Regions from separate parts of the Mus musculus genome. Here region 2 is linked to region 1. The links are chromatin loops, found by intact Hi-C in ENCODE. Cell type or tissue: heart. All regions are shown on one strand. Each heading gives the region's core, and the rest is flanking DNA. Links, peaks and the distances in the headings are about the cores only. Region 1 overlaps Nisch (nischarin). Region 2 holds the start of Nt5dc2 (5'-nucleotidase domain containing 2).

The links. Hi-C counts contacts between places; a loop is a spot of excess contacts. Peaks named below come from ENCODE experiments on the same cell type or tissue, not always from the same donor. Only the 100,000 strongest peaks of a DNase experiment are listed, where the experiment ranks them.
Region 2: it touches region 1 in a loop (4-fold over the local background); 17 of 42 quality-filtered maps call a loop at or near these places.

Annotation. Positions count from the first base shown.
Region 1 is chr14:31,191,427-31,203,442 of GRCm38, forward strand. Nisch (nischarin) reads right to left here. Exons shown (of 21, transcript NM_022656.2): 3 at 11,801-11,983; 4 at 1,155-1,203; 5 at 1-122. Among named protein-coding and RNA genes, the nearest start is that of Nisch, 9.4 kb to the right of the region's middle. In heart, for the core only: CTCF peaks have their summits at 4,760 (motif pointing left) and 4,980; DNase peaks (open chromatin) are centred at 3,595, 4,295 and 4,665; H3K27ac peaks cover 1,194 bases.
Region 2 is chr14:31,125,378-31,137,393 of GRCm38, forward strand. It overlaps Nt5dc2 (5'-nucleotidase domain containing 2), which reads left to right and starts at 5,712. Exons shown (of 14, transcript NM_001374087.1): 1 at 5,712-5,999; 2 at 9,362-9,546; 3 at 9,653-9,727; 4 at 9,961-10,016; 5 at 10,117-10,210; 6 at 10,309-10,437; 7 at 10,541-10,601; 8 at 10,688-10,790; 9 at 10,891-10,992; 10 at 11,219-11,300. The coding sequence starts at 5,780. It overlaps Smim4 (small integral membrane protein 4), which reads right to left and starts at 3,553. Exons shown (of 2, transcript NM_001308091.1): 1 at 3,256-3,553. The coding sequence starts at 3,406. In heart, for the core only: a CTCF peak has its summit at 5,536; DNase peaks (open chromatin) are centred at 5,254, 5,644, 6,334, 6,804 and 1 weaker place; H3K4me3 peaks cover 2,341 bases; H3K27ac peaks cover 2,500 bases.

The sequences.
Region 1 (12,016 bases), core at 3,473-5,972:
AAGGTCAGTCTTGGCATCACCACTGGCACAAGTAGGCTTTCCCTGTTGCAGCTGTTCTGTGATAGCATAGAGCTGCAAGGGCCTGATGGCAAAGACCTCACCGGCTCCTAGAAGTTGCTCTCCTGTAACAGCCAAACCCAAAGGTAAGTGTCTAGACTCAGTCCCAGCCTGTTGTACAGCCAGGGCATTATAAGCACCAAGCCAACAGTCAATAAGCATGCAGCAAGCACCTATGACATGCACCCGCCCACCATGTAAAGCTGGTCTTAAGTACATAGGAGCAGCCTTTTGGAGCTCACACTGGGCATAGGGCAGTCCTGGACACGTGATGAGAAAGGAGGGATGTGTTGCGGGAGTGGGGAGCCATCCAGAAGAGTAGAGATTTAAGGCACTGACTGAGACAGGACAAGGCTAAGAAAGGCAGTGCTCTGGGTATCACAACTACACTGCACCCTCTAATATGTAGAGACTAAGGTCAAATAAGATGCCAGCATTTAGTCCTTAAATTGCTTCTTCTATCAGGTCTCTGGGCCTCTGACCACTAGCATCCTTCCTCTACTTCAGGGAAGGTAGTAAATACTAAATGTAAGCATGCTGGCAGGGGCTGCTCACTACATGTCAGCTATTGTTAATATGTTCTCTGGCAAGACCATGATGCAAGACTGACTCCTACTTGCGATTTGAACACTTCCAAGCAAGGACAAATCAGGTGCAAGATGGCAGCATGCCAGCCATCTTTCAACATCCCATGTGGCTTGGAACTCGATCCTGAGACTTGGGTGAGACCCAGACACTCACCATGCACAAGCCTGGCTACCTGAGTTTGATTCCCAGAACCTACATAAAGGTGGAATGAGAGAACTGACTCTACCAAGTTGTCCTCTGATCTCCCTATGTGTGCTGTGACACATGTCTCGCCCCCCTCCATAATAATAATAAGACAGACAACTAATGCTAACAAGGAATCTTAAGAATGAAGGGGTATAGATCTTCACCTGCAGGGCAAGTAGGTGGGTAGCCGGGACCTGACACCTTCAAGAAGGTGGGCCCTGGAGAAGACCTTACAGGTGAGCTCATGCTAGCCTGAGCCTTCTGCTACCTACTAGATTAGGCAAATGGCCCAGCATTTCAAGGACCAAGTGCTATGTATGTACCTTTTTCAAAGAGTTCTTCAGCCAGTGCTGCAGTGACACCATTTACTTCCTGTGGAGAAACAAGCCCTGTAGTTAGACACCTACCTGTCCATCCCTGGAATTGCACACACCCCGCTAGCTACTCAGTCTGCTTGTGGAGGGCCAAGTCTAGATCTCAGGAGTGTCCAATCTTTGACACTGCAATAAGACACTGTCACTTTCAAAACCCACACTTGAGAACTGCACAATCAAGTAACAATATAGTCACAACAAACATCTGATGATGTTCTAAGTGAGTGTTCTGTACTGGGTTGTATCATGCCTATCCTCCAGCTGCATGGCCTGCAAGCAGCTAGCAGGACACAGCTGTGAGATGGGAAAAAAGCTGGAGGTGGAAGAAAAGCTAGAACAAAGCAAGGAGCTTAGAAACAGAACCATAGAACAAAGCAAGGAGCTTAGAAACAGAACCAAGTATTTTCGGATCTCTGGATGTCGGAATGGTCTGCACAACATGGCGGATCGTGCTACAGCCCATAGTCAGCAAAGATTGACCAATGGTAAGGATTGGCTGGGGAGCCAGCATATCCCTAAACTGACTCTGGAGAAAGGAATTGCCACCTTCTCTCTTGTCAAATGTTTCTTGAAAAGAGTGGACACACCTTTGTCCTGTGTGCATCCCTTCCAGAGTCAGAGCAGTCCCACAAAGCCCCTGGGTCACTAGGAAGATGTGGCAAAGGTTTTTCAAATAATGCAATGCCTTAAGGAGACATGGCAAGAACCATGTTCTCTTACATTAACAGCAGTCATGCTAGGCTCTAGTACAATGCCTGAGTACTCGGTAGGTTCTGGCTGGCTGACTTCTCCCACTGCCCTACAAGAGGACCTGCTACCTTGTACCATGTAACACAGATAAGCAAACACAGGTGGAGAGCTTTAGGGACATCCCAATTTTATATGGCTATAAACCAGTAAAGCTACCCTCCAGCACGCAATCTTGGTTCCCCCTATACATAACCAACTGCCTCTGCACTCAAAACAATCGTGGGCCGAGAGACAGCTCAGTGGTTATCAGCGTTGGCCACTCTTCTAGGGAACTCTGGTTTGGACCCACGTGGTGGCTCACAACCATTGATTTTGAGCTAATTTTAGGCTCAAATTCCAACTTTAGGAATCTCTTCTAACCTCAGATACAGACACAAGCATGGTGTATGTGTGTGTGTGTATATATATATGTCAAAAAAACACTCATACACATAAAATTCTAAAAATCTAAAAACAATCGTGTTTTTTGCAGACCCCATCAAAACCTTCCACCCCACCTCCCACAGGCAAGAGATTAAATTGGCAGATGGTAGTACACAGGTCTTTTTGTAAACAAGCCCAGATGGCGGTGCAAATAACCCCTCAGCACTCATAGGACGCTGCTGCTACCGCTGCTAGAGCATAGCTAGGATACACACGTATTTATAGAACTTACAAAGCACCAGGCTGTAGGGAAGGGGGGGGGTGTTCCTGTTTTTCTTAGTACTTGTCTCTTCTTCATAACCTTACAAATCATAGCTACCCCCGTCGAATACTGGAAACTGAACCTAGGGCCTCTATCACTGAGCTATGGCAATCACCCCTTTTGTGTTTTGGACAGAATCTCTCTCACCAAGTTACCTGGCTGGGTTCAAATTCAGAATCCTCTTCCTGCAACCTCCCAAGTAGCTGGGATAGATAGGAGCTGTTCACCTAGCTCCTGACAGCACTTTTTTAAAAAAGATTTATTTATTAATTTTATGTATGTGAGTACACTGTAGCTGTACAGATGGTTGTGAGCCTTCATGTGGTTGTTGGAAATTTAATTTTTAGGACCTCTGCTCACTCTGGTCAATCCTGCTCCCTCAGTCCCTGCTTGCTCCGGCCCAAAGATTTATTTATCATTATAAATAAGTACACTGTAGCTGACTTCAGACACATCAGATAGCATCATTGGTGGTTGCGAGCCACCATGTGGTTGCTCAGATTTGGACTCAGGACCTTCAGAAGAGCAGTCAGTGCTCTTAACCACTGAGCCATCTTGCCAGCCCCCTGACAGCACTTTTAATGGTTGTTTATACAGGAAGCATTTCCTCTGGCCTGGTTGTCCTTTGATCAAGGTGGTTTTCTTAACATAGTGAGGTTTTTCACTTTTATGTTTAACCTCTAATTCTTTTCCTTTGTAACTGCAAGGATCTTTTATTCCAAGAATGTAAGAATATTTTCCTGTTTTATTTTCTTGACCTTTTATGATCTTTAAAAGTTGTGTTTATTCAGTTTATATATAACGTAAGAACTGTTCCTCTGTCACTTCATCCCTCGGTGTACAGAAAGCCATCACAGCTGTGTTAGAGAGTTAGGGCTACAGGTCACAATGTAGAAGGCCAGCAGAGAAGCAGGGTGCCAGCTGGCAGAGGCTGCAGGTTGTAGAAAGCTCAACCTCAGTCTCCACCTCCCACGCCCATCAGTTCCCCTGGCAGACGTGAGGCTCTGAGCCCAGCCAGGAAAACGCCTGGACTAACCACAGACATGTCTCCCACGTACTTCAAAAAACGATGCCCTCTACTTCCTATCCTCCTGCAGTCAGACCACCAACTGCTTAAGTCCCAGGGGCTGCCAGCCTACACTTCCCTCAGCTCCCAGGCAGTGCAGGCACTGTACTGGCACAGGAAGTCCGACTTTCTGCCCTGTCGTCAACGCGGTCCGGCCCTCCCCCTCCTTGTGTATTTCTTTGGACAACTGGTGTTGATTGAGACAGAGCAGAGACAGAATCATGCTGCATATCCGCCCTGCGAAGGAGACAGGGCTGGAGTTTCCAGAAAACACAGAGAGTTGATATGAGGAGCCAAGAGCTTTAATTTCTGAAGAATATCGAAAGCAAACTGTACCACTCTCCCACTCAGGGCACAGGAAGAGCATCCTGTTGCCCTTCCTACTTGGCTTCCTCAGACTGATCTTCATCTTAGGAGAGAGCCAAAACCAAGGGACTCTGAAATCCCTCAGACTGCAAACCTAGAACACCAGCCTCCTCTGGTCACACTGCACCTGTGGGTGAAGCAATACAGTCAGGCCTCTCTCTGGGACAGTAAGAGGCAGGGCAGGGGGCTCAGTAGCCCCTGAGCCCAGCTATGGACTCCCGTGTTGTGTCACCTGTGGAGACAGGTGGTTCTTTACATAGCGTGCTATATTTGTGCTGAAGGGACCTGAAGTGCTTTGAGGTAACACAACTGTAAAATAACATGTGCTACAGACTTGATCAGCCATGCCAGGAAGAGGACCATGTGTCAGTGTGCACTCTTGGGGGAAAAGGCACATGCTTACGCCCCCCGCCTCCCAAGAACTTTTAAAAGTCTGTTGTGCTGGGATGGAACCCGGGGCCTTTTCCATTCTAGATAAGCTACACCTCCACTTTGGGCTTCATGTAACCACTATGTGGACTTAGAGCCTAGCATCAAGTGTACCCCCAAATACATATGCCAGTGCTCAATTAAAAACCCCTAGCCAGGGGCTGGAGAGTGAGTTCAGCAATTAAGAGCACTGAGTTCAATTTCCAACCAGCACACAGTGGCTCACAAGCATCTATGATGGGGTTTGATGCCCCCTTGTGGCACACAGGTGTACATGAGGATAGAGCACTCATACATAAAATACACAAAATAAGTAAAATTCAAACAAACAAACAAACACCTAGCCAGGCCCTGATATCTCTTGGCCTGTGCTAAAGCACTGTGCCTGTCAGTGGACACTAGCCAGGCATTAATGACAAGCCACAGAGGCCATCACTCAGATGTGACCTAGATACACAGAGTAAGGATTGAGGGAGCTCGGCTAGCTTCTATTTTGTGCTAGTAGAAGTCAGCCATAATATATGTGGTTCAACTTTCAGCAAAGATTCCTCACTTAAGGATTCACATAAAACTTTAAAAGAGCTCCAGGACTATAACCTTGAAAACCAAACACACCAAGCAGGCCTGTTATCACCCACAGTCCTTTCAACTAAAACAAATGATAATAAAATGGATCTAAAGCCAGTACTAACAGTTGACAGTTACATTTCAAATTAAAAAATTTTTTTTGTTTACAGTCAAGTGTCAAGTAGCTTTAATATAAGGAAATGATATAAACTTTCCTTTTGAAGAGACCTGAGTCTCCTTCCCTACCAGAACAGCCCAGTATGACGACACGTGGTGTGCCTGACCCATGCCTCTTCTAAGCCTCAGACATTCACTGTGCAATCTCATGCAGCCTTCAAAGAGTCCCAGATCATCACTCTCAGAACAGTTCAGGGTGCAGAAAAGTTGAATGAATGACTTGGAATTAACATGAAATGAGCAGGTCTGGAGGACAAACTTGGCTCTGTCTATTTTCCAAGTTCACTGTAAGAACGGTTATGGTTGTGATAATCCATGGATTGGTTTCTACAGAGTCAGAACCATCTCTAGAGGTTCTGAGATGGGATCTATGACTGTGGGTCTAGGAAGCTAAGAGTGCAGCTATCCAGGAGTAGGAAGCAAAGGTTGCTCCAGCCCCTGGATTCCCATTTTAGAGTTGGATGAAAGAATCCCCTAGTCATTAAAATCCATACTTTGAAAGAATCAAGCTAGGACCTCCCCCTCACTTCATACCATACACAAAAATGAACTCAAAATGGGTCAACATCCTAAATGTGAAACAAAATTCATAAGAGAAAATATAAATTCCTGTGACACTGGGGGGGGGGGGGATGGTTTCTCAGATATGGTTCCCAAAACATGTGGCCAAAACACGCAAAAGATGGACTTGGTCAAAACCGAAAGCATGGATGCTTCAAAGGATGAAATGAAAATAGATAAAACATTTTAAAGGGTACTATCAAGTCACAAAAGCCAGGTGTAGTGATACATGTTATAATCCCAGCACTTGGGAGGCTGAGGCAGGAGGATGGTGAGTTTGAGGCCAGCTTGTTCCACATAGTTCTAAGCCAGCCTATGCTCTATAGAGACCATGTCCTGAGAAACAACAAAAGAATAAAGCAAGAGGCCGTGAGCACAGCTCTGTGGGGCTCCACATGTGGAGAGTAAAAGCCCTGAATTTGATCTGCAGGCCCCCACCTCCCGCAAAAAAAGAGAAGAAAAAAAAAAAGAACAAAGGGTAAAAAAACCTTCACGGAACAAGATGAGTTATTTGCATATCACACTTCTGATAAGGGTTTAGCACCCAGAATTCATAAAGAACTCTTACAACTCAACACAAACAAAACAACAGCAGCAAGCCCCGATACTAAATAAAAGGACAAGGGATTTAAATCCATTTCTCCAAAAATACAAATGGCAAATAAGCATATAAAAAATTCTCAACAGCATTAGTCATGGTGCAAGTGCAAGCCAAGCTCACGATGACACTACTCCACCCCTCCCGCGGGGTATGGGCTAAGACGGCACACGTGCTGGTGTAAGGCAGGCTGGGGAGGCTGCAGCCTACACACTGTGACTGAGAATGTACGGAGCAGCAGTCTGGTGGCTCCTCCAGCTCACCTTCCCCTCCTGGGCACACATGAAGTAGGTATGAAACACACACTCACATAAAACCTTAGGCTGTAACCTCCCCCAGCCAGTTTCAGTTTCTGTGGTAATCATGGTCAACTACAGTCCAAAATTATTCAATGGAAAATGCCAGGAATGAACAGTTCATAAGTTTTCAAGCACACATCATTCTGAGTAGCAGGAAGCCTCCAGCTGTCCCACTCTGTCCCCTGGAACCCGAGCCACCCTTGTCCGGCACATTTACTTAATCTATCATCACGGACTAGTCACTCACAGCCACCTTGGCTACCACAGTATTGAAATGTGTGTGCGTAACTCTTTCTTGATTTTAGGATCGTCTGTACATGCAAGAGTAGTGATGCAGAGATTCAGATGTGCCAAAGACACGTCTTAAAGTGTCTCCAGAAGAGAAACAATGAAAAGTTTCTAATCTGATAAGAAGATAAATGAGTTATGATCTACACTAAAAATAAATCTTCAGCCCAGGAAATTATGAAGAGGAGATTCCTGCTAGTTTTGCTGTGATATTTCAAACTGTAAAAGCTCTGGTTAGAATACATAATAAGTACCATCCTAAGATAGAAAAACAACAGACTTGCGGATGTAGCAAAGATTTGTGTATGCATGGGTAGGGTCGTTAGCCCTGCTTTTAGCTCTTTACTGGGGGCCTTGCAATATATTTATCACCTTACATAAGGGGATGGTGAAGGAAAAACACAATATGGTGTGGCAGTCCCTCCTTACCTACAGGGGGCATGCTCTAAAACCCACAGATGCTCAAAACAGTTCATATACTGCATTGTACAGCTACAGTGTACTCATATATACAAAATAAATAAATCTCATTTATTACGGGTGGTTACCCATAATGAGATCTGACGCCCTCTTCTGGTGTGTCTGAAGACAGCTACAGTGTACTTATGTATAATATTAAATCTTTTAGCCGGAGGGAGCAGGGACTGAGCGAGTGGAGTTGACTGGAGCGAGCAGAGGTCCTAAGAAAGTTCAATTACCAATAACCACATGAAGGCTCACAACCATCTTGTACAGCTACAGTGTACTCATATACATAAAATAAATAAATCTTTAAAAAAAATGATGCAGTGTGGTCTTTCAAAGTATCTTTTTCTTTGACCATTGCACTCACAGGACGTGATTCGTGGCACATTTTGGCACATCTGAATGGCCAGCACCATGGCTCAGGTGCTTCGGGTTACTGTCACATAGTCAGTTACCTGGACACGGCACTGTGATACTGGAACACATGATCTGACAACTGAGATGGCTACTAAGTGATGTATGCACAGTGTGGAAACACCAGAAAAGATGCCAAATCCTGTGAGCGACGGAACCACCACACCACTCAGAACGGGATGTACTTTAAAATTCATGAAAAATGAAACTTCTGGAGTCTACATTTAACATTTTCAAAGCATGGTTGCCAATATGCAACAGAAACCATGGGATTAAGTCACAGACAAAAAGGGATTTCTGAATGTAGTAACTGAAGACCATATTAATCATAAAAGGACTAAAAGTTTAATGCCAAAGTTGCTACCTGTTGTATGAACCACTTATCTGAAACACTGAGAACAAGCAAACTTAGGGACAGAAAGCAAGGCAGTGACTGTCAGGGTGGGAAGGAGGGGGACAAATACTTACTGCCCCTAGACACAGCTAGGGCTAAGTGTTCTGGAATTTGGACAGTGGTGTTCATTTCACAATTCTCCGTGAGTCAACTAGAAACTACTGAATTGTATACTTACTAAACTTTATAGTACGTGAATGATATCCCGATCTAAAAGTAATCCTCCTCTTAAACAAAGAGAAAACGACAAAAAGCCGGGTACGAAGCTAGATGTGGTGGCGCCATGTCTTTAATCCCAGCACTTGAAGGGCAAAGGCAGGCGGGCAGATCTCTTGAGTTTGAGGCCAGCCTAATCTAAAAAGTGAGTTTCCAAGAAAGCCAGGGCTACACAAAGAAACCCTTCTTGATACAAACAAGCCCCCTCAAAAGGCCAGCTATGTGGACATATACTGTAACTGCAGTTCGCAGGAGGAAGGCAGGAAGTCACTGCAAGCTCAAGGCCACCCTGGGCTACAGAGCCAATCTTACGCCAACTATGTCTATATAGTGAGAGCCTGTCCTAACAAAGTAAAATGTAAACAGTCCACACCATGGCCAAATAGAGATCTCCATGTCCATCTGCCTCCTCCAGTGTCTGCACATGACACACGTCAGGAACAACTCTGAGGAAGATGATGGCTAAGAAGAAAAGATTCCCCAGAGAGCCTCCCCACCCCACCCCCACAAAAAAGCTAACAGTGCTATCACCCTGCGTGGGATCAAATTTAAATGGAGAGCTAACCCAGTGGTTCTCAACTGGGTGATTTTTGCCCCCACTACGCTCCCCCACCCCTGGAAGATGGGCGTCGGCTCCTCTAGAGAGTGGAGTTGTACCTGATGGAACTGGGAAGGAAAATGGTTTCGGGTGGACGGAGGCCAGGGGTGCTACTGTCCCTCACAGCTCAGAGTGACAGCAGTGCCATGGCTGAGAACCCCTGTGCTCATCCAATGACAGGCTCGTTACTTTTAAAAGCCTTAGATTTATACGACCAACGTATATGTTTGATATTAACAAAGTCAAGTATGTCCAAACAGCTCCGAGGCCATGCGTCAAACCAGAACCACAAGAGTTAGGCTGGCCCCAGACTATCGCAGGAAAGTCCAACTGAAAAGAACATTCTAGACCTTTCCCAGATCAGAGTTGGGCAAACCTGAGGCAGCCAGGAAAATCTCTCCCCAAAGACACAGACTTAAGCAATAAACCAGACCTTCAAAGAGATGTTTATCAGGTTTCATTCTTCAGTGGAGATTGGAAGTTTTGTGACGTTTATTTAACAGACTCACATAGCAAGGGAGAATTTTTTTCTAACATAAAGAAATTAAAAACAACAACAACAACAAAACCAAACCATTTACAACAGGATCTGGTATATAACCATGTCTAACTGTGTACAGTACCTCCCAGCTCAGTGGCAGGACACTAGCCACATCAGCAAACCCCAATCTCAGGCTAATAATGCCCACAAGTCTTACTTTGCAATTTCAAAAAATTTTTAAAGAAGGTACTTCCAATAAGGCAAAGCTACCTTCATCATTTAAGGGGAAAATAATTAAATATTAAATGTTATCAGAAAACCTCTGAAAGAAAACTTCTACATGTAGTTTTTCATAGATAATGATTTCTATGTGACCCTTTTTCTTATAAAACCAGAACCCTAGTCTACATACCGTTTTACAACCTGTCCTTTTGTGGGTCTTTAGGGTGAGAAGGGGGGTGAGACAGAGTGTCAGTGTGTATCCTTGATTGGCCTAGAACAAAGATCCCCCAGCCTCTGCCTCCTGAGCGCTGGGACAAAGGTGTGCGCCTGCACGGTAGGACTTGCTCTTGCATGTTTATCTTCCCATGGCAGTGGGGCCTCAGCCATACCACAACAGAATCTCCAGTTGCATGGCTGACCACGTTTTTGTTGTTTTGTTGTTTCACTGGAGACAAAATTCTCATTGTGTGGCCTTAAGAGATTTGCCTGCTTCTGCCTGCTGGGATAGAAGGTATGTGCCACTATACCCAGCCTTGTTTGGATTCTCAAGACAAGTCTTGATATGTAGCCCAGGCTGGCTTTGAACTATAGTCTGGAAAGTGCTAGAACTGCAGGTGTGTCCCGTCATACCTGGCTTGGCTTGATTTTTTTTTTTTTTAAATGAAAGTTCTTCCCAGTGTTCTCATCTTGTCTTCAGTATCTTGCTCTGAATCCTGACATGACTGCCTTTCTTCACGTGTCCCTTTAGAGTTACCCTATCTTTCCTGAGAATAAACTCTCAGAAGTAAACTGCTAGTAGCTTTTGAAATTTTCATTTCACACTGCTTGCTAAACTACCCTCCCCAAGGTCTGACAACTAAATTACTTTTTACTTACTTACCATTTTTGAGACATGGTCCCACTCTGTGTCTCTGGACAGTTACAAACTGACGAAGCGTCTGCTCAGGGTGATTTACTCTGTCAGCAGTGGCACACCATTCTCTACCCAGCAGGGAGCACAGAGCTGATCTATGCTGCCTTGTCCCATACAAAAGAAGTGTGTCCCCTCAGCTTCAGTACACTGCCAGTGGGGGTGTCGACCATGAGTCCCATGATGGCAATTCTTTAGTTAAGAGTACATGTCCAGCCGGGCAGTGGTGGCGCACGCCTTTAATCCCAGCACTTGGGAGGCAGAGGCAGGAGGATGAGTTCGAGGCCAGCCTGGTCTACAGAGTGAGTTCCAGGACAGCCAGGGCTACCAGGGTTTCGAAACCCTGTCTCGAAAAACCAAAAAAACAAAAACAAAAACAAAAAAACAAAAAAACCCAAGAGTACATGTCCGAATCCAGTTCAGCAGGTGGCCTGGCCTGTGCCACCTGTAACTCCAACCTCAGGAAACCCAACACTCTCTTCTGGATTGCACGCATTTACCTGGCATGCACGCACCCTACGCATAAATAACATAATCTTAAAAGTAGAAAAGAATGAACAGCTCCATTGTTGGTACTGAGTCTGAGCCCACATGGCAACCCTAAGTGTATGCCAGGCATTACACAGTTCTCCTCCATGCTCACCCAATTGAGGGAAATCTACCTTAAAAACCATGGCCTATGGCTGGAGAGGTGGCTCAGCGATTAAGAGCACTGACTGCTCTGCCGGAGGTCCCGAGTTCAATTCCAACCACATGGTGGCTCACAACCATCTGTAATGGGATCTGATGCCCTCTTCTGGTGTGTCTGAAGACCGCTACAATGTACTCATATACATAAAATAAATAAATCTAACAAAACAAACAAAAACAAAAAACCAAACCATGGGCTATTTCTGCAAAGTAAAATGTCATGAAGTAGAAGAAAATACATGGCCAGTCCAATTTAATATAAACCCACCAACACAAATGTGACTGTGTACCATCTGCCTCTAACCCTCTGTCAGGTAACCTCAGGGCCAGGGTCCAGTCTGTGTCTCCTCAAAGCCAAGGCCTACAGCTTTGGTGGCTGTGGGTTCATAGGCAAAGCAGAGAGCCCCAAAGGAACTTACATAGAGGTGAAAATGCAGGAAGTGGGCCAGAACTCTGGGAGCCACATCAGGGAAGGTTGTGAGGAGCGTCTGGAGGTACACCTCCAGGTCTCTCTCCCTCTTCTCTACCAAGCTTCTCGAGTTCTTCCCAATTATCTTTTTGGGTGGAAGTAGAGATTTGTCAATTTTTCTCTCTGCCACAAGCTGTAAGAGAACACAAGCACATCAAACACAGAC
Region 2 (12,016 bases), core at 4,468-6,967, 65 kb before region 1:
ATGCTGCTCCGATGACAACTGCTTTTCCAGTCCTGGCTTTCCTGGCCTTGGAGTTTACTCCCTTCCTCTGGCCCTTTGGCTTTTCTCTTCCCTCTCTTGTGCCAAAACAGCTGAAGAAGTTACTTCACACTCTACTTACTACCTTAACTCCTTGGCCCCCCTCTAAGACTCCAACCAGAGATTGCTCCAACTGCCTCACTTCTCAATTCATGTTGCCTGAGGCAACTCTAACTGGCTCTGTTAACATGGCTGCAAGAGTTTCCTCAGCCCTGAATGACAACACTCCCTTCATAGAGAAAGGCCACTGTAAAGAACTCTAATTTTTATGGTTGATCCCACTGGGCACTGGGGCTTGTGAAGGTGGAGTCTCACAGTTCCCCACAGCCTCCCCCGACCCCTACCCCCCACTTTTTCTCAGCAGATTGAATCCAAGAATTCCTGCATGCTGAAACAAGTGCTGCACCAAGTGAGTGACAGCCCCAGCTCCAACCCCGCCTTTCTCATCAGCATTTGCATATCCTTCAGTCTCTCCTCCCTGGTCACAGTCACTTTTCCTTATCACTTGTGATGGTTTGTATGTGCTTGGCTCAGAGAGTGGCACTATTAGGATTTGTGGCCGTGTTGGAGTGGGTGTGTCACCGGAGATGTGGGCTTAAGACCCTCACCCTAGCTGCCTGGAAGTCAAGTCGTCTTCTAGCAGCCTTCAGATGTAGATGTAGAACTCTCAGCTCCCCTGCACCATGCCTGTCTGGATGCTGCCATGTTCTCACCTTGATGATAATGAACTGAACCTCTGAACCTGTATGTCAGCCCAATTAAATGTCCTTTATAAGACTTGCCTTGGTAATGATTGTTCTCAGCAGTAAAACCCTAAGACACCTGTCTTTAAGAATATCCTTCCAGCCGCACACTGGAGGCAGAGGCAGGCAGATTTCTGAATTTGAGACCAGCCTGGTCTACAAAGTGAGTTCCAGGACAGCCAGGGCTATACAGAGAAACCCTGTCTCGAAAAACTAAAAAAAAAAAAACAAACCTTCCTGGTGTTCCTTCTGACCACTCTAAGTCACCTTAAACATGCTGAAGTCTGATGCTTCCATTACAGGTTAGCTGAATGGCCTGTAAACCCAGATGTCTGGCCCAAACTGTCCTCCTGAACTTGGGATCTTTAACCCATTTCATCATGTCCTACCTTATACCCAGAATCACCCTGCCCATGGATTTAAAAATAAATAATTTTTAAAAAAGATTTTCTACTATTATATATATGAGTACACACACTAGAAGAGGGCATCAGATCCCATTACAGATGGTTGTGAGCCACCATGGGTTGCTGGGAATTGAACTCAGGACCTCTAGAAGAGCGGTTAGTGCTCCTAACTGCTGAGCCATCTCTCCAGCCCCCTGCCTGTGTTCTGTACCTTCAGTGGAAGTATCAGCCCTGCCCTTCTGTCCCCTGAGAAGTTCCCATGCCCATCTCAATTACCAGACTTATCAACACTACTCTAAGCTGTCTCAGGTCTACCCACTTCTTGGCATTCCTTCTGCCAGCCTGACTAGGCCATCAGCTCAAGTCTGGCCAACCACACAGTGCCTATGTCTCTATCAAAATAGGCTAGAGCTGGGTGTGGTGTCGCACGCCTTTAGTCCCAGCACTCGGGAGGCAGGCGGATTTCTGAGTTCGGCCAGACTGGTCTACAGAGTGAGTTCCAGGACAGCCAGGGCTATACAGAGAAACCCTGTCTCGAAAAACCAAACCAAACCAAATCAATAGGCTTGATTCTTCTTGTCCAGTACTTTTATGGCCCTGCACAGGGACCCTTCTATCCGTGCCACCTTTCACGCTGTGCATCAGCTGCAGTCCCTCGGAACAGCATACACATAAGCCTCCAGGTTTCCAGGTTCACCACTGCCATGAAGTGAGCTTCATCGATCTTCCCCGATTTACCTGGGTAACAGTCCTAAATGTCTATCTTTCCCCAAAGGCCTTCCCCATACCATCTGATCCAATGAAGTGGCCACCTAGGATTCTTAGACTACTCACAAACCCTTATGGCATGCTTAATGGTAGGGGAAGGGGTTAAAATGGAGTTTGGGATCATGTGAGGCAATTATTCTCCTACCAAACTACACCATGAGCTCTTCTGAAACTTGCCTTCTTCGCTAGATATTCTCATAGTTATTAAACATTAAGTGGAGGCCCATGCCTGTAAACCCAGAGGATGACTCTAAGTTTTGAAGATTCAAGGCCAGCATAGTCGGGCTCCGCGTCAAAGTATAGAAAGAGTAATCAGGGGCTGGAGAGATGGCTCAGTGGTTAGGAGCACTGACTGCTCTTCCAGAGGTCCTGAGTTCAATTCCCAGCAACCACATGGTGGTTCACAACCATCTGTAATGGGATCCAATGCTCTCTTCTGGTGTGTCTGAAGACAGCTACAGCGTACTCAAAATAAATCTTAGAAAGAAAGAAAGAAAGAAAGAAAGAAAGAAAGAAAGAAAGAAAGAAAGAAAGAAAGAAAGGAAGGAAGGAAGGAAGGAAGGAAGGAAGGAAGGAAGGAAGGAAGGAAGGAAGGAAGGAAGGAAGGAAGGAAGGAAGGAAGGAAGGAAGAAAGAAAGAAAGAAAGAAAGAAAGAAAGAAAGAAAGAAAGAAAGAAATGAATGGAGGTTTTGAAAGAACAACCTAAAATTCTCAAATGGTAAGTTACATGAGAGGCAGACAAAGGGCCCAAAGGTTGGGAGAAAGCCTGAAAGGAACTGGCAGTTCCAGAGGCCGTTCTCAGAAATGCCAGACATTCTTTTCACAGTTCTAGGTCAAAGACATAACCTAAGGAGAGCGAGTGACCAGTAGTAATTAGCTAGGACAGCCGGGATAACTTCCTCAGGAGTTTGGGCTAAAGCTCTCAAAGGGCAAGGGCCTTAACCTGAATTTCTGAGCTATATCTCTGAATTTCCCTCAGGACTGGTTCCTCTTCCACATGCGATTAATCCTGTTCCTTAGGCCCAAAGTCACCAGCAGGGCCAAGGACAGGCTACAAAGACCTGCACGGCCTGACTAGAGGCACGTGCCCTCTTCAAATGCCGGAAGAGGAGGAGGGCTGGATGCCAATGTGAACAAAATACAAGAGCCCTAAGGGCCTCCTGCCTCGCTGCACGAGAACTGTCAAAACACTGTTCCTAACGCCCAAAGTGAAAGGAACTCTGCAACTGAATGGATCGCATACCCACGGGAGAAACGGAGGCTGCTGCACCCTCACTTACAGAAGGTCTCCTGGCCCACGCGCACTTTAATCATGATCCACTCCATCGCACCTCCCAGGACAAAAAAGAAGGGCAGGAATCTGTAGATGCCGAATCGCTGCTTGCCGGGCACTCGCTGAAGAGCTCGCCTCACCTGGGCCCTGGAGAACATGACCGAGGCCTCCCAGTGGGGTAGGGACGGAACCAGGCAGACTGGTGTTCCCGGAGGCAGTACAAATAACCCTGCGGACCCCTGCGTGTCCGCGGAGTCCCGTGGACTGAGCACCAAGACTCGACTGCAGCGCCACAGCCCGGCCGCAAGAGTTAGGTCGCGGAAGTTAGGACAGACCCAAAGCCTGGTCGGCTCCGCCAATCAGAATGTGGCGGGACTCTCAGACTCTCCAATCAGAGTGCTGTTTGAGCGCGCGTGCTCTGTGAGGCTGAGTCGGTCTGAAGAAGCCTGCGCACGCGCCTAGATTCTGGAGACGGAGAACCTTCGGGGGGCGGGGTCTCCAACGTGGCGTGGCGGCCCCGCCCTCGACCTGCTCTCACTGCTGAGGCTCAGAGTTTACTGCCGCGCCCCCTACTCTGCCATCGCCATCTTTTTTTGTAATACCCTGACCGAGGTGTCGACCCTTTGTGAATGAAATCAGCTAAAATGCAGTTTCGTGACACTCCTTCCTTTTATTTCTGGATGTGACTGGTTTGACTTGGATTCTAATACAAACATAACTCGATATGCATTTTCGAAAGCTGAATTTTATCGTCGCAGCAAAAAGTACAACTGTCTATAACAAACATGCTAAAATAATATAAACCTATGATAAGTGGGAAATTACCGTTATTCTGGTAACTTGTAGTGTTTTTAAGCATCACAACCAATAGTTACAGAAGAGGATCAAGGTAAAGAGTGACTTCGCTGTCAAACCACAACCCTATCGGCACCCTTGTAAGATGAGCCTTTCTATGATGCTGTGAGAATTGACAATCTAAAAGAATTAAATGGCCTGGCAGTGGTGGCATATGTCTTTAATCCCAGCACTTGGAAGGCAGAGGCAGGCGTATCTCTTGAGTTCGAGGCCAGCCTGGTCTACAGAGTGAGTTCCAGGACAGCCAGGGCTACACAGAGAAACCCTGTATCAAAAAAAAAAAAAAAAAAAACAGAATTAAATGACAGATTGCAGCGAGGAGGCCTGGTGGGCCCATGCCAAGGTATGCCCCTGAGAAATTATGCTGTGCAACAAATCTGGTATGAAAGGAGTTTATTGGGGAAGGAATAGAGGCAGTGAGGGAACCATGAAGGCAGAGAAAGAGGGGGGGGGGTCATAAACAGCTGACTAAGCGCAGCCTGCCTGGAGGTACCTACTGGAGAAGCCACACACAGTGAACGCCTGGCACTTGGTGCCATTTCTCTTGGATCTGAGGACTGAAACTTGTAAAGTGTCATCCACTTGGAAGGAATCCACATGTGGCCAGGTCTTCACAGCCCACCTAGGTCAATGGACCTACAAGGGTCCACCCATAAGCCCACCCTTCGGCATCCATGACTACCCAGACCAGAATCTGATACACCCGATCCTCAGCATAGGTACAGGCAAACTACAAACGTACACATTACACACAACCTTAAACCCAACAGCCACGTGTGTTCAGTTGGGCAACTCACCACCAACAATGGACATTGGGCCCAGCCTTTCCTAGTGTACACCTGCAAGCTAAGAAAACAGAAGTGGATGGAATGAAAAGAATTTCATTGAGACAGCGCTTGAAAAAAACCATGGCAATTCAACTGGGGGCCTGCACCGTCTGGCCCATCCTTTTACAGCCGCCAAAACCTGGTGGCTGCAGTGATCCTGGCCCACAGCCAGAAGCGTATGCCCAGTAGATAGGCTCCTCATTTAAGTCGATCACCTGGGTTGGGTACCAGGCAATACAAAGAAAATGCTGCCTCAGCAGGCGTCAGCTGCCCATCAGGCCAAGTGGTCTTAGCCAGCTTGGGACTGGTACTGAAAGCAAGTAGAGCTCTTGTTGTCTTAGCGACCTCAGCTCCAGTGGAACGTGCAGTCAGTCAGAAACTGGGGCAGGGGCACGAGGCCCCGGGGCAGGAGAACTGGTCTGGAAAGAATAGGACAGAAGAGCAGGGGAGGGGCAAAAAGACCCTTGGGCAAAGGAAGAGCAGTACACTCGAGCGCTCTTGCTCCTCGGCCGTCCAGGATCTCGCGGAGACCCGGGGCTCTGCGACTTCCCGCTCAAGGGAGGAAAGGTACCGCCATCGCCACCGAGACGACCAAAGGGGGGCGCAGAGCCCCTGAGCCGAGCAGGGGACAAGGAGGCGGGGGTCGGAGCCCGCTCCGCCCCGTCCCGGAGACCTCCCGCCCCCTGGGCCGAGTGGTGCGTCCATTGGCCGGATGGGCTCCGCGCGCCTCCCCCATTGGCCGGCCGCCTTGAGAAGCACGCGGCCACGGTGGCGGGCGGGCAGTCGGAGAGCGGCGGGCAGGCGGGCCAGCGGACGGGCGGAGGGCGGCCGGGGCAGCGCGCAGGGGGCATGGCGGGTGCCGGACTGCGGGCGACAGCTAGGCGCTTGCTGCTGTGCAGAGGCCACAGCGGACCGCGGGCCGCCTCGTCCTCACCCTCCTGCCCTGGCTGCGGCCCGCCGGGTCCCGGAGCCCACTGCCCCAGCACCCCGCGCTCGGCGCCCGCAGACGGCGCGGACCTCAGCGCGCACTTATGGGCTCGTTACCAGGACATGCGGAGGCTGGTGCACGGTGGGTGACGCCGGGTGGGCAGTGAGCCGTAGGTCGTCAGACGAACGGTGCCCAACAGACGGCCAGGGCACCGACCGGGGTGAAGGACGCTTGGTGGGGCTCGCCGGGGTCCCAAAACCTGAGGGCTAAATGGCGTTTTAGAAAAGGCTCCATCGGGTTGTTAGGAGGTGTCTCTGCAGGACACCGCTACTCCTGGGGCGAGTGGGGCTTTTTGTCTTCTGGCGGCAGAAGCTTGGAATGCCTGGAGCGGCCGCTGCGCACGCGGCCCCCATGGTCTTGCTCCTGAGTCCAATCTGCGGGCAGTAGCGGTAGAACCCCTCCCAGTCCCTCGTTCTCCTCTGGCCCTTAGTTGCAGTGTGTGGACAAAGACTGACTGAGCCGTGTTCACAGATGGCACGACGTAAGGTGACACCAGACGGACACTGCAGGCACCTCTTGGCTTGTCTCTGGCGGTCTACTGCACTCTAAACACTCGGAGGAACAGAAAAGTTACTGTAGCCCCCCCCCCCCCCCTGCAATCCCTCGGGAGTTGCTATATCTCAGATAGAACTGCACAAGGCACTTAACCCTCTCCTAATCATTCCCTTGGAATGGGCTGATGAGGCTGGAGATCTGAGCGCCGAACATCTGTCCATTGGTCTGGTGGGGCCCTGCCTCTTCAGCCGATAGATGTGGTCTGGGCTGTGACCCCTATCACTGCCCAGCAGGGTGGCCCTCGGCTTCACACCCTCTGAAGACCCTCAGTGTTCTGTCCCAGAATTTCGTTGATGACTCAGAAAGAACAAGGCCAAGCAGGAGCCTGGGGACCTTCTGCAGGAAGCCCCAGAGGTGAGGTGGCTTGCATTGTCTGATAAGACAGAGGAGCCCTGACAGGGAGGTTCCAGCTGTGACTGGACTAGGGTTTCCACTCCAGCTGTGAGGAGAGCTGGACGCTGGCCAGAGTTCACCTCTTGACGTGCTGCAGTCAGATTACTTGAGACCTCTCAAGAATGGTTGCTCTTAAGGATTGGGAATATTGCAGGGTGACCAGGATTATTTAAGAAGTCAACGTTCTGCCCCTAGTGTAGACCCTCTGAGTGGCCTGAGAAACCTACTTAGGATGTTTGGGGGAGGGGGACACTACTGAGAATATCCTTCAGGACTCTTCCTCATCTTCAGGCCCTTACATGCTCTGTGAGTTCTTGTGTGCAGGGTCACTTCCACTGCCATGCCAGGGTGAGCTAGCTTCATGCCTCTGACCCCTGACGCCTGCCCGCCCGCCCCCCAGGCTAGGTTTTAGGGCCAGGGCTAGTAACCCTTCAGAGAGCAGTGGAGAAGGGCTGTCACCTAAACTGCTTGGCCTCATGGGATGAGAAAGCTAGGCAAAGAAGAGTGATGAAAGCGGGCGGAGTGGCCTGAGTGTGCATCTCATTGGGTGCCGGGTACTGGGTGGTTTAACTGGGTGCCTTTACCAAGCTTAGTTCTCTGGGCACCGGAGGTGGCAGTGTGACTTCTTCATGGAATTGGAGGAGGGAAGGAGATGAGTTTTAAGATTCACAAGTGGTAACTACCAGGGCTGTAGAACCTGAAGAAAGGAGGTCAGGGGCTTGACAGTAAAATCATAAACACCGCAGACCACCTCTGGTCATGGCTTACCCACACACCCAAAGCTCTGATTTCCTTGGTCCAGAAACGGGGAAAGTAAGCAGGGAAAGTGGGCTTCTTGCCCATCCTACTTGTTCCCAGGAGCGTTTATATGACTCTGAGAAGACCCTTAAAAGCAGAGCCAAGACGTAGTCAGAACGCTGCAAGCTTGGACCCACAAAGGCCATGTCTCTGCTTCCTGACCCAGGGGTTCTGTGGACACAGGCAACTCGTAAACAAAGTTGTCATCCAGGAGTGGAGGGAGGGTTGTGGAACTATCCAGCTGTGTGGGCAGCTGCGGCCCAGGGTCCTGTGACAGCGAGGAAAGGGTGTCCCTGAGGCTGCTCTGTAGAGAAAGCACACACATCCCTGTGAAGATCCACACTTGGCAATCTTCAGAAGTGCTGCTCTGTACTGGCTGGCTGAGGCCGCCCGAGGAACCAGCCACACCTGTTCCCACACCTACACCCTGTACTTGACACTAATGGAAATGGGGGTGGAGCCCTGTGTTCCAGAGGGGCCTCTGAGGCAACAGCCCAGCACGTAGAGGAGGTGTCTGCACAGTGCAGCAGCCGCTAGACATGATGTGGAGCCAGAGAATCTTGCTTTGTGATCAGGATCAGTGTGGCTGATAGCTTCCCTGGAGACTTGGACATCAAGTCTCTGAGACCGAGCCTCTTCCTCCCTCTTCTCTTTCTTCTGCTCTAAAAGTAACCTAGGGAGTCCCAGGCAGGGCTTTTGGCTCAGAGGCACGTCTGATCCTGCATATTGCATAGGTTCGGAGCAGAAATACTACACGAACTAGGTTGGTTCTGACTTTGTTCCCTTAGCCTAGGGCTAAGTTAAACGTTCTTGAATTCACAGACATGCAAGGGAGGACCTGATCCTGCCTGACTCACTTCCCCATCACATCGTGTCCTCCTTCTCCGTCCACTTTACCCACTCTCCAGATGGGGAAGACAAGGCAGACGAGCCTAGGGCCCCAGAACCTTCTTGGCATAGTACAGGGCTTAGCTTCCCTCTGTGAATCTTGTTGAAGCTTTTATGATGATCACCAGAAGAGAGCTGGCTTGTGTCCCCAAAACCCGACATCTTCCGTCCCGACTGTGGTAATTAGCAATGTTCCCTGGCTGAAAACCGGGAATGTCATTATGTGGTCTGGCAAGCAGTTGAAATCCGATTAGAGGGGCCTTACTCTCCCGGCCTATGGCAGGTGTGCCAAGTTGGCAGCCCCACGGGTTCTCTGCCCCTGTAATGTTCTCAGGCCTCATCCCCAGCCCTGGGTAAAGTGGAAAAGCAGCATTCATGGCCTCCGCCTCCAGTCGGATCAGAAAAGAACAAGCACCCTATGGGAGGAGTCCTCAGTCCCTGCACTCCACTTGGACGGGGTTTGAGCGTGGGGTATGACTCTTCTGAGGACTGCTGCCAGGGTTCCCACATACCCATGTCTGGTAGGACTTAGTAACCAGCCTGGGAGAAACCCAGGTCCAGAATCCGTGGTGCACTGCAGGTGATTAACAGAAAAGGGAGGCCTGTGACTCTGACCCAATCCCCAGAGGAAGCAGGCTAGCCCATTGCCAATTCTGCCTTACCTTGGCCCATTCCTTCTCTGGTGTCTACTGCAATGGCCAAGATGTCTCGTGGGGCGCATGGGGGCGGGTAGCCACAAGCACTCGGGCCGTTTGCCGTAACTGAGACAATGGTGATGGTCCTGCCTTCTTGGTTCTCCTTCCCTGTAGACCTTCTGCCCCCTGAGGTCTGCAGCCTCCTAAACCCAGCAGCTATTTATGCCAACAATGAGATCAGCCTGAGTGACGTCGAAGTCTATGGCTTTGACTACGACTACACGCTGGCCCAGTATGCGGATGCACTGCACCCTGAGATCTTCAATGCTGCCCGGGACATCTTGATAGAGCACTACAAGGTGAGACCAACAGGACCGAGTGTGACCTATGCCCCAGACTGAGTCCTGGGGTTCCCCTGGTATCCTGGGCTGGGGGCTAGCACTGCTACTGGCTTTTTGCCAACAGTATCCTGAGGGGATCCGGAAGTATGACTATGACCCCAGCTTTGCCATCCGTGGCCTGCACTACGACATTCAGAAGGTGAGTGGCTAGGCACTGACTGACCCCCTCCTGACTAGATGTGAACAGGGCCAGCTTCTTCAACCTCCATCTCTCCTCATCAGACCACCCCCACTTCAGTTGTAGCTTCCCGCCCCCCCCCCCCCAGTAGCATCTGGTGGAGTTTTTGTTGCTGAGGGTTGGGAGGTCCCAGGAGAAGCTGGTTCAGGGCCAGCAACAGACACCTCCCTCACCACTGGCCCTGCCCCCTCCAGAGCCTTCTGATGAAAATTGACGCTTTTCACTATGTACAACTGGGAACGGCCTACAGGTTCGTGCTGGGTCCGCCCTCATCCTGCCCTTGTCCCTATGCTATACCACTGCCTGGGCTCAGGCTGAGGGCATCTGTCCCCGACTCACCCCCAACTCAGGGGCCTCAAGCCTGTGCCGGACGATGAAGTGATCGACCTGTACGGCGGCACCCAGCACATCCCACTCTACCAGATGAGCGGCTTCTATGGCAAGGTATCCCACACCACCTTGCCCTTGCCCGAAGCACCCAGACCAGAGATTTTGATCCCGCGGTCCTTGGCATGGTGGCTGAGAGTGAACTCCCTCCCCAGGGCCCATCTATCAAGCAGTTCATGGACATCTTCTCGCTCCCAGAGATGGCTCTGCTGTCCTGTGTGGTGGACTACTTTCTGGGCCACGGCCTGGAGTTTGACCAAGTACATCTCTACAAGGATGTGACGGTGAGAGGACGTGGGGACTGTCCCTTAGATGAAACGAAATCTGTTTGCAACATGGTAGGCCTCCCTCTCTAGCATATCCTCACTGTCCCCTCGTGCCCTCCAGGATGCTATCCGCGATGTGCATGTAAAGGGCCTCATGTACCAGTGGATCGAGCAAGACATGGGTAAGGGTGGACAGTAGCCCTTACCGTGGCCTGCCTGAGCATGAGGCTCACAGACCTGGCCCTTGCAGACCCATCTTCCCTTTCAGAGAAGTACATCCTGAGAGGAGATGAGACATTTGCGGTGCTGAGCCGCCTGGTGGCCCATGGGAAACAGCTGTTCCTCATTACCAACAGTCCCTTCAGCTTTGTGTGAGTCCAGGCCCACGGGAGAAGGCTATGCAGGGAGCTGGGAGTTGCTCAGCACAGTGCTGCTCCCAGACCTCCTATAGCCAGTGCCACCTCCACACAGGGACAAAGGTATGCGGCACATGGTAGGTCCCGATTGGCGCCAACTCTTCGACGTCGTCATCGTCCAGGCAGACAAGCCCAACTTTTTCACCGACAGGCGCAAGTACGGGCGTAGCAGGGCGTATGGGGTTGTGGGAGGAGGATGGAGGCACCATGCCAACGAGAAGACACGGGCACAAAACCCAGGGGCCCTTGACTAAGTATTCTGTGTGACCCCCTTGCTGGTCAGTGTCCTAGTTGAGCGGATGGGCCTTTACAGGGATAAGGAGGGAGTTACCTAGCCTGGCTCTGTCACCGACTGCAAATCGGGTTCTTTGCTCTTTACGCAGGCCTTTTCGCAAGCTTGACGAGAAGGGCTCCCTCCACTGGGACCGTATCACTCGCCTAGAGAAGGGCAAGATCTATCGGCAGGTAAGGACGGTGCCTGGTGGTCGGCCCTGGACTGTGCAGGGCAGCCTCCCAACCTTGACCATGCTTGCACTGTGGGGCTAGAGCCAACGGCACCAGGGCAGGACTGTTAGGAAGGAAGCTAGATACTAGGGGATACACTCACTGATACTAAGAGATAGTATAGAGATAGCCTTTTGGTCACATGCCTGCACAGTGGCCCAGGAGCCCTGGCCTCGTCTCCTAGGTCCTGCTTTCCTCTAGCGTGCCTCCCTTGCACAGTGATTCCTGTGAACAGTTATCACTGAACACTGCTACAGGCAAAACCAGCCTGGTTGAAACCCTGCGGTGGACCTGTGGAGACAGTTTATGAATTGAGGCACACACACCCCCACTACCTATCCCCATTTTCTGTGTAGCTAGGGAGAGGGGCCAGATTTGGGGCACCGGTGGCCCAGGCTGGAACGTAGACAACTTAGCTGAGATGGTCCTGGGGCTGGGAGCCCATCCTTGGCCAGGAGCCAAGGAGATGCCGCAGGTCAGCTGACAGGCGGGCGCATTGCTCCTCCTATCCCACGCTGCTGCGCCCTGATCACGAGTCCACAGCTCTGAGGATGATGCCTTCGTCTTAGCATCCAACTGTGGCGGCCCTCTTTGAGGGGAGGTGACTTCCTATGGCTCTCAGGCCTGGCACTGTGTATTAGGTCCCGTTTGGTTCTCAGTTCCCTTTCCCTAAGTCC